Linked DNA regions of Homo sapiens: region 1 is linked to region 2. The links are chromatin contacts, found by Hi-C or POLR2A ChIA-PET in ENCODE. All regions are on one chromosome and are shown on one strand. Each heading gives the region's core, a stretch centred on a gene start or an enhancer-like site at or near the end of the contact. The rest is flanking DNA. Distances are from core to core; before and after follow the strand shown.

Region 1 (3,223 bases), core at 181-2,680, 58 kb after region 2:
GTGGTTAGGAGGTCATTGACAATAATATTATCTTAAATTAAGGTAGATAAAAATCAGTGGTTTTCCTCAAAATGCAAACATGGAACACTATTATAAGGGATAACATGTCTATATAATATTGATCATATAGTCATGTCACTGTCTAAGGAAATGTAAGTGTGTTGTAATAGCTCCCAAACATTTTCTTGTCAATGTTCTTTTTCTAGCAGTTCTTACCACTGGCATTAATAAGGACTTGGCCTTGTATAGGGCGTCTAGCAATTTTTCATAACAACAAATTTGGTGATAAGGATAAATTATTTAGGAAATAGATCTTTCCTGATGAACATTTTAAATTGTTACTGAATGAGCAGCAGCAATCACTTGCATACCTGCACTGAACAGCTAGTCCAGTGCTAAGAGCAATAACTCTCTACAAGTTTGGGGAACAGGTGATTTCTGTTTGACTTTAATTCTTGAATTTATTCATTCAGCATGTAATTTTTAAGCATCTACTTTGATCATAGTTTTGTGTTATCCCTGGCAATGTGGGAGGTAGATAATAAGACACTTAGTGCAAATCATATAAATCCCTGGATAAAAAGTTAAAGCCCATTTTCCTTTTCGTAAATATAAATGGACAAAAAAAGGAATGTGCTGAAACCTGAGCTAGAACTATAGCCACAGTGCTTTAGGTCTCATATAATGAATCTGGCTGAAATAGCACTTTATATTTTTATTTTAAAGAAACATACGTTTCATATTCTGACATGATTTTAAATGTAATGAACGAGCATTTTACAAAACAATTTTGTATACTTTCCTTGATGGAAAATATTATGACACAAAGGTATATGTTAATTTTGTTGTCACCAAACCTAGTAAAACATTAGAAAAAGCATGTAGTATCAGCTTCTGGATCTCCTTGGTCACATAGGATTAAGAGGCAAGGCACCCTCAAGTCATGTGTGACTGACTCATCTCTTTCCTCACATTTAATTATATTCACTAGGAGCTGTCAGAGAGTCTCCTACCTGTCCTCTCCTTTACCTTTCCTGTGCCAGGACCAGAGATCAGGCCCTTATCTTCCCTCATTGGATTTACTACAGAGTCTTCCGACAAACCTTCTTCCTTCTGACTTTTGCCTTTCTGGTCTATTCTTTACACAGCACTAGAGTTTTCTACTTTAAAAAAGAAAAGTTATATTATTTTCCCACCTCTCCCTCAAAAATCTACTATGTTATTTGTTCCTTAAGAGGCATTTGCCAGTGGACCTGCAGGTCTGGCCAAGCCCCTGCTAGGACTGTGTCTACCTTGTACGTTGTGCTGGAATCAACTTGCCATTTCCTAAACATGCGTTGTAATCACACGGCTCTCTGTCTGCTTGCTAAAGATTGAGTGTGGAATACCTTTTTTGTAGCAGCTGCTCTGGAGGTTAGCCCTGCCCTTCATTTCCAGCCTAGAATGTGACTGTTTGCCCTGGAGCCTTTCCAGGTTCTCCCATCAGAAGTTCATTCTCTGCTTGAAGCACGTTCATACTATATTGATTTTTTACCTCTATTAGGTAAAAAATTATATGTTTTGGTTTCTCTCTTTTGTATCTTTCTCTTTCTTTTCCCTTTTTCGTTTCTTTTCTTTCTTTTAACATGCGTGTTTTTCTTCTTTGCTCTGGGTGCCCAAAAACTGTGAGCCAACTTCAAAGTGTGGAAACCACAGTCATACTGATTCTTACCTTCAGCATGTTTTGGTTCATTTTCCTTGTCCCAGACTTTCTATTTCAATGGTTTTCTTTATTCTAATGTCAGATATTGCCTCAGAACCTTTGTAAGAAGAGATACAGTAGGGTTTTGAGTCAATATAAATAAACACATAGACTAAGTTCTATGAATCTTTACTTGCCGATCTTGTATCTTTCAGTACTGGATAAGTGAAGTGAATGTAAATTGAAGCCTGTTTATATCTTCCCATCTTTTTAAGTATCTGCATAGAAAAATTTGTTATTAGTTTTTATGAATAAGCCAATCACCCAAACATTTCCTCATGTGGCTACAAGAATATTTTTTAATTATAAAAAATATACCAGTCCTTAAAATATGTATTTTATTGATAAAAATCAATGCTTGTATTTCTCTGATTCTTAAAGAAGATAATATTACAACAAATACTAATGATATACTTATGCATTTATAAGGAAAATTATTTGTATGAAGTTAGATATTCTTGGCTAGTATTAATTGGATTCTCCTGACTATTAATTTGATGTAAATCCTCAAGAGTTACAGTTAAGGTGACATTAGTTTTACTCTGTTTTAGCCTCTAACCCATATTTTTGTGTTCAGCATGTCCTTATCTTAAAAGTTGCTGTCGCCAGGATATTCTAAGTATCTATATCTTACAGAAATTTATTCTTGTTATATATTTTTGGAAGTACCATTCATTGGTGATGCATCATATCAATTCTCTGTACTCTTAAAAAATTATCTGAAATACTTGATCATAAAATCAAACTAAGGAACAAAGAAGTTCTATTTGTTAGCTCCATTCTGGAGCCTGTCTTTCTGGGTACCTTTCAATGAAAGAAGTCAATGAAAGAAGTCAAAGTGGCCTCTAAATCACAGGCCACTTTTTACTCTTCTGAAATTGGATTACTTAGTTTTGTGTTGTTTTTAGGCTCTTTTTTGTTGATTACGTGAACCAAGCTCCCCATTGAACCTCCCTGGTGACTTGAGTCAGCGTTGAGAGCCCGGAACTGGGAGCCCTGATTCCCTTTGTGGCTTTTTGACAATTACCTAACTTTGCTGTATTTCTTCATTGACACCGTTGGGATAATTGCCTTTCATACCTCGTGGGAGTATTGTGAGATTAATTAATGTTTGTAAAGTGTTTTCAGGATCACGATGAAAGGTATTAATTTATAAGCATGTGGTATTATTATAATTATTATTAGTAATAGGGATGGTTGTTTAATGCAAATTTTCTTCTAAATGTAGTGTCATATTTTCAAAGGACAACTTCTTTCTTTGTGGCCAGATGTGGATACAATTAACCCTTTACCCTTTATTTTGAAGATACAATTAGCCAATTGTGTGTGCAATTAGATGTGTATGCAGTTTTTGCCTGAACAACTAATTACAGCCCTGGTAAAACTTCTTTTGAAAAACGCTGGCCCTTTGAATGTTGACTCTGTCTATCTGTGTAATAAGCAATTTGTGCTAAGCATATTTTGGGGCCATGGAGGCTCCTG
Region 2 (3,089 bases), core at 264-2,763:
AATTGTATTGACAGCTTCTAGCAAAACCAGCCTAAGTTGTATATACCCAATAACTATGTATTACATTGCATTATTGACAGGGCTTAATTAAAATAAAGTCTCATCACTTGTTGAGAACTTCCTTTGCCTGAAATCACATATAGCTAGGGTTTTTGGAAGGAATGAGGTTGTAAATGAGACAGTTTGGAAAGGTAAAATATCAATATATTGGAGCTATATGGCAAAGCTGATGGTTAGGGGGTGCCATCGCTGCGGCAGCCACAGGATGTTATTTTCAGTATAAACCTCTTTGCTGATTGAGGTGATTTTGATTGCTGTCAGGTGTGAGAGAATAATCATTGGCTGCTAGCAGTTTTGCCACTGAAGTTGGGGGTTCACAGATCTGAACATTTTCTTGTACTTTAAATCTCCATAATGTTTTATCACATTTGAATTCCATTGCAACCCTCCAGTGATGAGTCAGAATTAAAAGCTGTTCTAAACTAGATTATATTCTTATGTTTCTACAAACAATCTTCTTAAGGGCAGGGATAGAAATTAGAGCAATCAAATAATTCATCCAAAGCCACTGAGGGCATGGTTTGGCCTCACATTAGCTATGGCCCACTTAGGGTCTCCATGGGTGGGGGTGAGAGTGGAGGGGCTGGTGCCTCAGGAGCTGTGCAAGGTTACCCATAGGAGGTGTGCAAAGTCTTAAAACTTCTATTTATAAGCAATTTTATCCTATTCTTAACAACTATTTTTGTATATGTTTAAAAATGTGCATTAGATATTAGTATAGTGCTCCATGCTTGTAGGTATATATATCTATATATATATGATTTACATAAATATGGCAGAAGCATGCTCTAACATTTTGAAATTGACAAGTGTGTGTTTGATTAAAAAAAAATACTTTGGAGACCTCAAGATTAAATTGTGATTACTGTTTGAGCATTGTAAATTAACTGGGAATATTTAGAAGTTTCTTAACAAACTTGTGTCAATCATTTTAGCTATTATTAGATTTCCAGTAATAGCTAAACCTTTGTGTTTTAGTTGCAAAATGCAGATGTGTTTCTTGACCTTAATTCCTTACTATGGATTTTAATGGAGAGCCTTAAAACACAAGTTGAAAACCGTTTGTTGTACTTTTTGTGAATATGCTGAAGTTTTCTCATGAACTAACTAATGCCTCTCCACATACGGTATGTTCTTTGCAGTCATTCTTTAGTCACAGGCAGTTTAAGCTGTTAAATAGTATCTTGCTTTGAAAGGTAGGCGGATGGCATTTCTATCTTCTGGTACATCTGGTAAGTTAATATATACAGTCTCTGAGTATCCTGCAGGGACCTGTTTTTACATGCATACAGGGATGTTTATGTAGAAATCAAAGGCCATGAATCAGAAGAACACAACTCTTGTTTCCAGTGTACTGGAGGCTTGAAAAAATTGGCTTTGAAAAATTGAAAGTAGTGTGGTTTGTTTTTATTGTGGAACCGATCAGGAAGAACAATTTACAGTCATTGCCATTCTTCACAGATGAATGGAGTAGAGGTGCCTGCCTCGTGAAATGGAGCAGCTGCGCCCGTTTTCTCTGGGCTCACAAAAACATTTGCTTTTTAATCGAGAACTTTAGATGGTAGGGTACAGTTTGTTTTCATGATGGAAGTGGTCAGTTGTGCCTTACCAGACAGCTGTAGTGTAATTAAGAAAAACTGTGTGAAAGTGGATTAGATATAACACAAGAAGCCTTTTTTATTTTTTTTTAAAGAGGGGTTTCCCCTTAAATTTATTCATTTTTTTCTTTAATGGTTCAAAGGAGAAATACTGCTATCATTCTGGTCCACAAGATTTTTGCTACTTCAGGATATCATTTAGCTCTAGGAAACATGAGATGCTCTGCTATAGAATAATTGCTTGTTTTTGTAACAAGTGCAAACTAAAAACTACAGGTTTTAAAGATGATTTAGTTTGTGAGAGATTTGCCTTCAAAACAAAGCTTAAAATAAAGAATTGCACAGTTATATTTACATTAACTTTAATGCATTTTAAAAAGTGACCTACTTTTATAATAAAGTTGTGAGGCTGCTTTTTAGACCTGCTTTGTACACAAGTTGCAACATTAGGGGATCTTTAAAAACTGTTAGGGTATTAGCTTTTTAAGACCAGAAACCATGAGAGGAGAAAATTATACTTTTCTTGATAAATTTTAAAATGAGTTAGTCAAATAATAATGAAATAAGCTGTTGAAGTGTTGATGTAGCTAAATGTGCAACATTAGGCTGTCAATTTACTTTGAAGAGCATACACTTACTTTATGCAGCAGACTTTGAAATAAGAATAGAAATGCCTTAATTTGCATCACAGTCTACAGTAGCAAAATGACTTTCAAGGTCAGAGGGAGCTTAATTTCTAAAAAAAAACACAATAACAAAACCAAACAGGAACCTATTGTGTTCACAAATAACCAAGATTTATTTGTACTAGACACTTAACCTTTATAACTTTTTATACAGATTGCCCAACACACTAGAAACCAAACTTTTCATCCTAAGCAAAGTAAAGGTGCCAGTTTCAGGTTTGCTTTAAAACATTTTTATATGTTGATTTTCTGGAGGAGACTCTTAGGCTTTATTTCAGTTAGGGGAATTTGGAAGGCTGGTTGAAGGGAGGAGGTGAGTGAGGAGTTACAGCCCAAATGCTCTTACCATTTCCAGCCTTGCAGCCCTGCCCTGGGAGGTATTATAAGGAGGACGAGTCTATATTAGATTGGTTGGTTTAGAGAAGAACCCTGGCTGCTGTTTCTCTCTGGCTCACTGATGGCGGCTCTCTACTGATTTCTTTTGTCTCTCCTCACCACAGACCCTAAGAAAACACTGAGAATCAGGCCATCCATTCTAAATGGCAAACCATGGCTGCAGCTTGATAGCTGGTGCTTTTTCTGTTTGCAAACTGAGTCCTCAGGTGCACCAAAATCTTCTTCCCCTTTCTCTGAGCAGCTTCTCAGGCTTAGATGCTACTCTGACTTCTCGACAGACTTCTGCTTCTGTAGAACATGAGCAATGTTGTTTAGGAAAGAATGGAGCAGAGTGTGGGGTGGATTAGAA

Evidence for each region. A loop is a pair of places that touch in the nucleus more often than their neighbours do. ChIA-PET counts read pairs that join two places held with the same protein, here RNA polymerase II (POLR2A). Pooled maps may share reads with other maps.
Region 1: a pooled map shows a loop between it and region 2 (4-fold over the local background). The contact joins two enhancer-like sites. A Hi-C loop is called at or near these places in 3 of 168 maps with a recorded cell type or tissue (GM12878, heart left ventricle and spleen), 10 of 37 single-sample maps with no recorded cell type and 11 of 50 pooled maps. POLR2A ChIA-PET finds 5 or more read pairs at or near these places in 4 of 52 experiments (B cell, GM12878, OCI-LY7 and 1 more).

Annotation. Positions count from the first base shown.
Region 1 is chr7:7,828,906-7,832,128 of GRCh38, forward strand. All of the region lies in intron 3 of UMAD1 (UBAP1-MVB12-associated (UMA) domain containing 1), which reads left to right. Among named protein-coding and RNA genes, the nearest start is that of RPA3, 110 kb to the left of the region's middle. Within about 2 kb of position 1,431, at least 3 of the 41 ENCODE cell types and tissues checked have a DNase peak (open chromatin) inside an H3K27ac peak, as active enhancers do.
Region 2 is chr7:7,771,163-7,774,251 of GRCh38, forward strand. The region is part of intron 2 of UMAD1 (UBAP1-MVB12-associated (UMA) domain containing 1); the gene reads left to right. Among named protein-coding and RNA genes, the nearest start is that of RPA3, 54 kb to the left of the region's middle. Within about 2 kb of position 1,514, at least 4 of the 41 ENCODE cell types and tissues checked have a DNase peak (open chromatin) inside an H3K27ac peak, as active enhancers do.